Regions from separate parts of the Homo sapiens genome. Here region 2 is linked to region 1. A link is a contact called in ENCODE Hi-C or POLR2A ChIA-PET data. All regions are on one chromosome and are shown on one strand. Each heading gives the region's core, a stretch centred on a gene start or an enhancer-like site at or near the end of the contact. The rest is flanking DNA. Distances are from core to core; before and after follow the strand shown.

Region 1 (5,433 bases), core at 2,038-4,537:
CTGGTGCAGAGTGGGCACTCAATAAATAACCCGCTGTCATGACTATTTTTATCATTATTGATATCTTCTAATATGAATAACTACCACCACTTATTAAGACTTTGCTCTATGTTAAGAAATGAACTAAATGCTCTGCATACATTTTCTCATTTAATCCTAGCAATATTCCTCTGAAACAAAGTATCTATCATTATTATCACCATTTTATAGGCGAGTAAACTAAGGCACAGAAAAGTTAACCATCTTTCCAAGGTCACATAGTGAATATGTGACACAGCTGGTATTAAACCCCAGGCAGTCTGGTTTTCAAGGCTGATCTCAGATTATTTGTACTATTTCTTTGGGGTCAGCTCACGTCACTGGTTGATTTTATTTCTCAATTAGATCATGACAAAATTTTATTCTGGAAACCCTGATAATCTTATTATTCTTATCCTTATTAAATCACATACATTCAATTAAGTCTATCCTGGTGTATTTTTTTCTCTTAAAAATTCACAAGGATATTTAAGAAATTAGCCACTCATTGCTGACGGCAGCAATTTACAGACCACCTCTCCCAAGCCCAGGACTATTCCATTGCCTGGTGCCCTTTGCTGCCATAGCCCAAGTTGTTTCCATCTGCCTGATGGAGACCAGGCTTCTCTATGTCCCTGAATAAGTACAATTGTATGAGGCACCTGATCCAGCAACTTACTAGTGTCCAGGGGCAAAGCTGTATTCTTTGTTAACTAACTTATTGATTCTAAAATCAGAAGTGCAAATATGTTTTCTGGCAGCATTTGGAAAGTGGGATTACACATTTCATTTTTGATTGCAGATAGAACTCCCTGCAGATATCGATGATTCTTTTTTATTGTAACTTGACCACCTATTTCAAATCCACTTAGAAATTTTTATTATGTTGCCCGAGCACAGTGGCTCATGCCTGTAATCCCAGCACTTTGGGAGGCTGAGGCGAACAGATCACTTGAAGTTAGGAGTTCGAGACCAGCCTGGCCAACATGGTGAAACCCCGTCTCTACTAAAAATACAAAGCCAGGCATGGTGGCACATGCCTGTAATCCCAGCTACTTGGGAGGCTGAGGCAGGAGAATTGTTTGAACCTGGGAGGTTGAGTTTGCAGTGAGCTGAGACTGTGCCATTGCACTCCAGCCTGGGTGACAGAGCGAGACTCCGTCTCAAAAAAAAAAAAAAAAAAAAAGAATTTTATCAATACAGTTGATTCTACCTGTATACTCCTGCCCTGGCCCATTCCCCAGCCTCACTTTTTATTACTTCTTTTATTTCTGTACTTTTTTTTTTTTCAATAAGAGTGGAAAGACCTGAAATGTTTTGTGACTTAAAAAAAATAGTTCTAGTTCTCTCCACAAATTTTGAAATAATAAGCATGATTGCCATGGCAGACAACCCTACCCACCTAAACCTTTGCTTCCCGTACACTTAAATATAGGCTACAATTATTACTTCTCTATTTAGAGATTATTGTGGTTTCAGTTTTCATTGTGTCCTTGTGGGGTTTGCCTCTTTGGGTTGCCATTATAAATGTCTCTTTTATTCCCCCATGTGGTCACTTTCTTAAATACCTTGTTTAGCACATCTTAAATGGAGTGTGGTTTGACTGTGGTATCTGCCAACCTTAGGGATATTCTACTACTTTTGTTCCCTTCCAATTATAGAAAACATGTGATAATAATTTCGCTTTTGTGAACTGTCGGGGAAGGGAAGAGATCATACATATCTTAAACACCTATTATGTGTCAAGCGTTTTGCCAATATTTTCCCAATTTAACATTCCTGTTAGATGATTGTCATTACATCTGTATTATGCATGAGAAAACTGAAACTCAGAGAGGTACTAAATGGTGAAGACAAGATTTGAATCAGGTCTTCTGGGCATGTGATCGTGAAAAGGCATGAGATGTGTGGACAAGTTCAGCCTCATGAGGATCAGGCAGTCTCTTTCCTAGATATCTGGTTCTTCTGCTTTTCTCCCTACCCCTAATCTACTCCTAACTGAAATAAGGGGTTTCAAGTGGAAATGCTAATACTTATCCTATTCACTTCACAGGAGGTGTTATGGGATTTGGTGAGGCAATACTTTAAATTTCAGAGAACAGATACTATAGTCGTCAAAGGCATTATTTATGCTATTTTCTGATAGGCAGTGAGTTGACATTTTCTTCTGTATTACTATTGTTTGTGGAGGCTGGCAAAGCTGAACACCTCTAATTCAGACATCATCCCAAACCTCAGGCCACCCTGTTCTCTCATTTTCATTTACCAAATCTGCTTACACAGACTCCAACTTGTGTATTTTCCCCTCTCCTACTCCTTTAAGTCCTCTCACCAACAGGAGACAAAGACAGCACTCTGGGGATGAAGGCCCAGAAACTAGACTCCTAGCACACAAACTTAATAATAAGCTCATGAAACTTTTAATAGTATTTAAAATAGTATTAAAATTTGTATCAATAAATATAAAAATAGATTAATTCATCAGAGAGTTCCAAGGTGTACCCAGCAAGGAAATAACTTTTAAATATAGAGTGATAGGGTCAAGCACAGTGACTCATGCTTGTTATCACAGCACTGTGGGAGGCTGAGGCAGGAGGATTGCTTGAGCCTAGGAGTTGGAGGTTATAGTGAGCTATGATTGCACCACTGCACTCCAGCCTGGGCAACAGAGGGAGACCCTGTCTATAAGTCAAGAAATAAATACAGAATGATGGTTACAACTTTGGGAGCATTTCACAAATGGAAAAACTTGTGTATAATAAGTGGCTCTAGGGCCGGGCACAGTAATTCCAGCACTTTGGGGGGCCAAGGTGGGTGGATCACTTGAGGTCAGGAGTTTGAGACCAGCCTGGCCAACACTGCGAAACCCCATCTCTACTAAAAATACAAAAAAAAAAAAATTAGGTGGGCGTGGTGGCACATACTTGTAAGCCCAGCTACTTGGGACTGAGGCAGGAGGATCACTCAAACCCAGGAGGTGGAGGTTGCAGTGAGCTGAGATGGTGCCACTGTACTCTAGCCTGGGTGACAGCAAGACTCCATCTCAACAACAACAACAAAAAAAAGTTGGGGGGGGCACCTAACAATGTCCATTCCTGACTTATTTATTTGGTCAAAGGATGTGAATATTTTTAAATGATTATTCTTCTCCAGCTTCTCCCTTTGCCTCTGCTATTAGGTTGGTTTCCTTCAACAGCCTGACGATTGGTCATGGCAAAGAGAAACTGTGCGTGTTAGCATTCTGAGAGTGGTTTGGAGATTTACTCCCACTAAGTTGATAAACTTCCTCCTTCTTAACGGTTTTCTAGACTCTAATCCTAATCATTGCCTTCTTTCCAAATTCTCCACGAGTGTTGCTCAGGAAGCACAAGTAGCTGTAAACCACAGAGGCTGGTTCTTACCAACTGTTGGATTCAACCTGTAGCAAACTGGACAGAGCACAGCCTGTCCTTTCAAGAGCCCAGAGCAACTCCTAAGTGAAGAAAGAGAACTCAACTTGTATTGTGTAAATTTTACCCAGAACAGTCTCAGGAAGTATCACAGCTTCCTGATTGCAAACCTAGATAAAGTCTAAGGCCACAGCTGCTAAGGACAAAAGCCACCAACCCCCCAAAATGAAGAAAATGACATCCAAAGTCTGTATTTGAGAGAAAGTCCTATTAGATACGTGAGGGTGTAAAAGACAATTCAGATGAAGGAACTGGTTTTGTGTCTCAAGCAAACAAAGGTCACCTTTGGAAATAATAGAGAACAAGGGAGATCTGAGAGTTCTGACTGCCAGTATCATGAAGTCGGTTTCTGCACGATTATTTCATTATAGATTAAACCTGAATCTGATTAAACCTATCATGGATATGGAGTGAGCTGATGGGAGCCCATGTGTTGGAACTCTGAAGTGGAAAGACTTACCCCATAAAATCTTTTCTCTGCTTACCTTGCTTTCAGTGCCTCCTCTAAAATATGAAAGCCACTGTGTTCCATCAATATTAAGAAAAACATCTCTGTGGCTTAAAAAGTAGATCAGGCCTGGGTGCAGTGGCTCATGCCTGTAATCCCAGCACTTTGGGAGGCCGAGGCAGGCGGATCACCTGAGGTCAGGAGTTCAAGACCAGCCTGGCCAACATGGTGAAACCCCGTCTCTACAAAAATACAAAAAAAAAAAAATTAGCCGGGAATGATGGCAGGTGCCTGTAATCACAGCTACTGGGAGGGTGAGGTGGGAGAATCGCTTGAACCTGGGAGGCGGAGGTTGCAGTGAGCCAAGATCATACCATTGCACTCCAGCCTGGGCAACAGAGTGAGACTTCGTCTCAAAAATAAATAAATAAATAAATAAATAAAAAGAAAAGTAGATCAAGATTGATTGCAAAGAGCAGAATTCAAATTCCTTTGCTGACTAGTTGCATGCCTTTGGACAATTTAATCCTAGTTGCTTTATCTGTTGGGAATACATGGGAAGAATAATTCCTACTTGTAGGGTTATTGTGAGGATTGCAGATACCTGCAAGATGCCAGGCCCAGAGGAAACAACCAACATATAATAGTTATTATCCTATTATTCTTAATCAATGACTTTGAAATGTAACAGGGCTGGCCAGGAGCAGTGCCTCACACCTGTAATCCTAGCATTTTGGGAGGCCAAGGCGGGTGGATCACCTGAGGTCAGGAGTTCGAGACCAGCCTGGCCAACATGGTGAAACCCTGTCTTCTACTAAAAATACAAGAATTAGCTGGGCGTAGTGGCGCATGCCTGTAATCCCAGCTACTCGGGAGGCTGAGGAAGGAGAATCGCTTGAACCCAGGAGGTGGAGGTTGCAGTGAGGCGAGATGGAGCCACTGCACCTCAACCTGGGTGACACAGTGAAACTCTGTCTCAAAAAAAAGAAAAAAGAAAAAGAAGTGTAACAGGGCTGGAAACTCCCATTTCTGGCAGTATCATAGATTAGATATCCTGAATAACTCTGTAGATTAAAACAACCAAAATTCTGGGTAAACTATTCTTACATAATTATAAATAAATCACTGATCTGTCACCAAAATAAGGAATTTGTTGATTTCAGAAACAGTAGTGAAAGTAGGAAATCTGGTCGGGGAAGCAGGGTTTTTTCAAATTCTGGAGAGTCCTTCCTTCTTTGAGGCTGCATGAAGCTGTATGAAGAAGGCACAGAATCAGGAGTTAAAGCTTAGGGCTGACTAAGGTGGAGAATCTTAGGAAACTCACCCCTCTATACCCTCAGTGTAAGGATGAATAGGAAGTCACTCTGCACAGAAGGAGATAATGAAGAAATGCCTATTTCCACCTTGGCGCTGGTGGAGGGGTTGGAAATCTTCCCTAACAGTTCGTAAAGCAAGTTGGCCTTCGTGTGTGTTTGTGAGAATTCAGTCTAAAATTTTAAACTAACTATAGTTCAACTA
Region 2 (5,433 bases), core at 1-2,500, 370 kb before region 1:
GTAAACAGACAACTGTCACTTGTAGAATCCCAGGTTTCACAAGCAACTAGGGTCAAGAATCTTTTTCCTCTACCTTCCATGTCACAGACTAGTAGTTTCATAAAACAATAAAAATGAATCCTTAGAGAAATATGGAATAAAAGAAACATACAAAATGCAGGCCCCAATTTATTACATTTAACAGGTATAAAATTATTGTTATATTGCTTTCAAAAGGTTTTAAACGCTTTCAATTTCCATATTTGTTTCTTCAAGGACCAGCACCGGTAATTGTGCCAAACTTTTGCGAAGCACTGCTCCAGACAGCAATCAGTGATGCCAAACGTCGGTTTGTTCGGAACACGCTATGTCCCACTTCGAAAACCTAGCCTCAAATAACAACTACGTACCTCTCTCGCTTCCCATGTTATGTTTTTCAAAAGCCTAAATTACCTGCCACAAAGCTTAACTGGGCAAGAGCACATTCAGCAGTAATTCCCCCACTAAAACAGCACTGTTCCCCATCAGCTAAAGCAACATTTCATCCCACCCTTGGGGCCCTACCCCAATAATTAAAAACTCATCCGGCGACGGACTCTAGAGGAAGAGGCAGGAGGCACGTATTCCATGTTAAAGGAGCTTCCGGGGCCCAGGGACCCCTCGGCCTCCAAGCTCCACTGACAATTTTGGCTTAAAAGCCACTTGCTCAGCCCACGGGCACAAGCTTCCTAAATCTAAGACTTGCCGGCTCCGACATTCTCCTGGAAAACCCACGAAGTACTCGGTACTCGGAGGTCGAGTGGGACCCGAGGACCTGCAGCCCCCCTCCATTCTGGCGTTCCCCAGCTAGGCTGAGGTCGACTGCTTGCGACCTCTCACGCCCGGCCGCTTGCCAGCGCCCCCTCACACTAGACGGCAGTATCCGCACTCAGGCTGTCTACTAAACTCACCCTTCTCCCCAATCCGCCGTCCAAGCTCACGCAACCCTTCTTCGCCAACCCCTCCCCCCAAGTTCGCGCACCGGGCGGCAGCCATTTAAGGCCACGCTGGGAACTGCACCTCGACCAAGTCAGAGCTAGCAATCTAACGCCATCCGGCCCCTGCGACGCGCGAGACGGGCCCTAGGCTGGCATACGGGCAAGAAAAGGGAACCTCCATGCATCTAAAGCCCCGAGACCGAGGCATCCACTCACCATCCTGCGGAACAGAGACCGGCGTCCGCTGCTCGACAGAGACCTGCAGGCCCAGCGGCGCTAGGGGGTGGGAAAAGGGCCACAGCCCTTGCGCAGGCGCAGTATGTAGCGCGGACGGTCACGCCAGTGACGTGTGAAAGAGAGAGGGCGTCGGCCACAAGGCGTTTTACGTTCCGCCCCCTGCTGGAAGGAGGGTGAATGCCTGCCCAAGCTCTCCAGGTTCCAATGCTCGGGGTATCTCACAGGATCCGTGCGGTGAGGAGGAGCAGGGAGGATTACTGGAGCCTTTCGCTTTCTTTGCTACAGCGTTTTGTTTTGTTTTGTTTTGTTTTGTTTTGTTTTGTTTTGTTTTGTTTTGTTCATAACGCATTTTGCTTTTCTAAGCAGGAAAAAAAAAAAAAATTAAATAGGACAAGTTTGCTTGGGAGCCCTCTTGCCTTCTCTGGGCTACTCATTCTGGTCCAAGAGCATATGGACCCACCCTCCCATCTCACCCCCAGGAAGCCTTCCCTGAGAGCCCCAAGCCTGGGATAGGGGCCACTCCTCTGCCTTCCTACAGCAGCTTTCTACTGGCTTCAGCCCACCACAGACTGTCAACTTTTCGAGGTGGGCCCTGATGTCCACCTCTGACTCTCCAGCACCTAGCAGGGTATCAGCTGCTCACCGTTAGAGCTGGGAGAAGGGACGGCCAACCAGGATGACAGGGTTAAGTGACTCCAAAACACTGCCACTAGAATAAATCAGGATTAGGATGCCAATTACTTCTGATTCCAACTTGTAATTCCTTATATAATAGGAAAAATAAACAGAGTTCGCTATGGCCGATGTCAACAGAGCTCTAGAGGAGAAAACTTAAAACACTTTTCACAGGAAGTGTGATTCTACTTTTGTGGAGCCACCTTTGAAAGGGTAAAGAAAGAGGTATTCAATTCGTATTTATAGAAAATATTTAAAAACCTTCATTTTGGTGGATTATCAAGTTATTAGCCTACCAAAGGTGCTCCATGTCTTGGTCAGGCCCTGCTTACACTGGAGGCAAAAGCATCAGGAAGGAAAGTCTGCCTGGAAACAGGCCGACTCCTAACTTCTGCATGTTTTAGGGCAAGGGTTCATAGGAAGACCCACATACTATTCATCTGAATATTTAGAAGTTGTGGGCCGGGCACGGTAGCTCAGGCCAGGTGCGGTGGGTCACGCCTGTAATCCCAGCGCTTTGGGAGGCCGAGGCAGGCGGATCGCGAGGTCAAGAGATCGAGACCATCCTGGACAACATGGTGAAACCCCATCTCTGCTAAAAATACAAAAACCAGCCGGGCATGGTGGCACGCACCTGTAGTCCCAGCTACTCGGGAGACTGAGACAGGAGAATCGCTTGAACCCAGGAGGCAGAGGTTGCAGTGAGCCGAGATCACACCACTGCACTCCAGCCTGGCGACAGTGAGACTCCGTCTCAAAAAAAAAAAAAAAGAAAGAAGTCATGAAGCAGGCTGGATGTGCTGGCTCAGGCCTGTAATCCCAGCATTTTGGGAGGCCAAGGCAGGAGGATCACTTAAACCCAGGAGTTCGGGACCAGCCTGGGAGACTTGGTGAGCCCCTGTCTCTATAAAAAATAAAATCCAAAAAAAGAAGTTATGAAACAAACAACATGTTAAATTAAATATACTTTATCATCCTTATCCCTCTCCTTCTTACCTTATAAATCCATAACAAGAAAATTAAAAATATGTATACCTATTCCCCTTGGTCACAGTCAGGGGTCTGTGGCTAGCATGGCTGGTTCAGCCAGTGCAGTTGGTGACACCAGGAGCTAGGGGGTAATTGTCCAGCATCCTCAGCCAACAGCATCTTATTCAAGTGGTAAAAGTTAAAAAACCACCAATAGTGGGATGAATTAACATTATAGGTTCACACCTGTAATCCCAACATTTTGGGAGGCTGAGCCAGGAGGATCACTTCAGCCCAGGAGTTCGAGACCAGCCTGGGCACATAAGAAGACCTCTATCTCTAGGGAAAAAGAAAAAGGAAAGCAAAGAAAAAATAAATTAACATTATATGCCTCCTGATGCACTGAGAAGAACACAAAACACTTCCTACCAAATTTACATAATCTAATCTAAAATAGTTATCTAATATGTACCAACCAAATCTAATCATGATGAAACTACACGTAAATCCAGATTTAGATAATTCTACAAAGTAACTGGCCTGTACTCTTCAAAAATGACAAGATCATGAAAGATAAGGAAAGCCTAAACAATATTCCAGACTGAAAGAGACCAAAGTGACATGACAACTGTATGCAATGTGTGATTCCATATTGCATCCTGGACAAGAAAGGAAAAAGGGAAATAAGAAGTCTTTGTATTTCTTTTGTTCAAAGGACATTGTCAGAACAATCGGTGAAACTTTACTGAAGTCTGGATTAGGTGATAGTAATGAATCAATGTTAAATTCTGATTTTTTTTTGAGATGGAGTTTCGCTCTTGTTGCTGAGGCTGGAGTGCAATGGCGCAATCTCGGCTCACCACAACCTCTGCCTCCTGGGTTCAAGCGATTCTCCTGCCTCAGCCTCCCGAGTAGCTAGGATTACAGGCATGTGCCACTATGCCCGGCTAATTTTGTATTTTTAGTAGAGACGGGGTTTCTCCATATTGATCAGGCTGGTCTCGAACTCCTGACCTCAGATGATCCACCCCCCACCTTGGCCTCCCAAAGTGCTGGGATTACAGGTGTGAGCCACCAAGCCTGGCTAAATTCTGATTTTCATAGGTAGACTGGTTATGAATGAGAGTTCTTTTTTTTTTTTAAGGTAATACACACTGAACTATTTTGGAGTAGTGGGCATTATTTCTGCAACTTGGTCCCAGTAAATGGCTTAGGAAGAAAATTACATGTGTGTATATACATACACATATATGTGCATGTAAAGAGAGAGATTAATAAGGCAAAAATGTGTTAAAATGGTGACAGTGGGGAACTTGGGAGAAGAGTATATGGAAATTCTTTGTACGGTTCTTAACCCAAGCAGTGGTTTTGAAATTATTTCAAAATAAAAAACAAAACATTGGCTGGGTGTCATGGCTCACCCCTGTAATCCCAGGACTTTGGGAAGCCTAAGCAGGTGGATCACTTGAAGTCAGGAGTTTGAGACCAGCCTGGGCAACATGACAACTCCTCATCTCTACAAAAAATAAAAATTGTAGCTGGGCGTGGTGGTACGTGCCTGTGGTCCCAGCTACTCGGGAGGCTGAAGCGGCAGGATCACATGAGCCCAGGAGGCAGAGATTACAGCGGGTCATGATCTTGCCACTGCACTCCAGCCTGGGTGATACAGTAAGACCCTGTCTTGTAAAACCAAAAAACAAAAAACCTGCGCTAGAATGGGAGCTATTTGTTATTTATTATTCCTTCTAGAATATAGCTTTTATTATTTGAAATGAAAGTGAACTCAGATTTGGCTGGGCACAGTGGCTCACGCCTGTAATCCCAGCACTTTGGGAGGCCCACGCGGGCAGATCACAAGGTCAGGAGTTCGAGACCAGCCTGGCCAATATGGTGAAACCCCATCTCAACTAAAAATACAAAAATTAGCTGAGCGTGGTCGTGGGCACCTGTAGTCCCAGCTACTCGGGAGGCTGAGGCAGGAGAATCTGTTGAATGTTGTGGGTGGAGGTTGCAATGAGCCGAGATCGCGCCACTGCACTCCAGCCTGGGTGACAGAGCGAGACTCCATCTCAAAAAAAAAAAAAAAAGAAAGTGAACTCAGTTTCATCAAATATGTCAACCATACATTACAAATAGAAAATAAATCAGCAGCTCTGTCTGCTCTCCACCATGTGAGGACACAAGGAGGAGTCAGCAGTCTGCAGCCCGGAAGAGGCCTTCACCAGAACTGAACCATGCAGGCACCTTGATCTCGGACTTCCAGCCTCCTGGAACTGTGAGAAATAAATTTCTGTTGTTTATAAGTTTAAAAAAAAATCAGCAATTTTTTGTTCTGTCACTGATGATTTATTTGATGATTTAACACAAATATGTGAAAAGATTTTAAGATATTAACTACATAGTATGATTTTGAGGTGCCTACTTACTGCCCTAATTAGCTGGTTATGTATTGAAACCAGCAACTTTCATGATTATGATCAAAGAACATCTTAATACAAAATTTCAGCTAGGGGGAATAAGTTCAAGAGATCCATTGTACAATATGATGGCCATAGTTAATAACAATGTAGAATATATTCTTGAAAATTGCTAAGAA

What was found. A loop is a pair of places that touch in the nucleus more often than their neighbours do. ChIA-PET counts read pairs that join two places held with the same protein, here RNA polymerase II (POLR2A). Pooled maps may share reads with other maps.
Region 2: a loop to region 1 is called in a pooled map, with 3 times the contacts of the local background. The contact joins the promoter of RPL5 here to the enhancer-like site in region 1. A Hi-C loop is called at or near these places in 2 of 168 maps with a recorded cell type or tissue (CD8-positive, alpha-beta T cell and naive thymus-derived CD4-positive, alpha-beta T cell) and 2 of 50 pooled maps. POLR2A ChIA-PET finds 5 or more read pairs at or near these places in 4 of 52 experiments (GM12878, activated CD4-positive, alpha-beta T cell, activated CD4-positive, alpha-beta memory T cell and 1 more).

What each region holds. Positions count from the first base shown.
Region 1 is chr1:92,458,050-92,463,482 of GRCh38, reverse strand. No RefSeq gene overlaps it. Among named protein-coding and RNA genes, the nearest start is that of GFI1, 26 kb to the left of the region's middle. Within about 2 kb of position 3,287, at least 2 of the 41 ENCODE cell types and tissues checked have a DNase peak (open chromatin) inside an H3K27ac peak, as active enhancers do.
Region 2 is chr1:92,827,857-92,833,289 of GRCh38, reverse strand. RPL5 (ribosomal protein L5) reads right to left here and starts at 1,250. Exons shown (of 8, transcript NM_000969.5): 1 at 1,173-1,250. The coding sequence starts at 1,175. It also overlaps a transcript of DIPK1A not described here. RefSeq lists enhancers at 172-809, 962-1,281, 810-1,448, 1,452-1,501.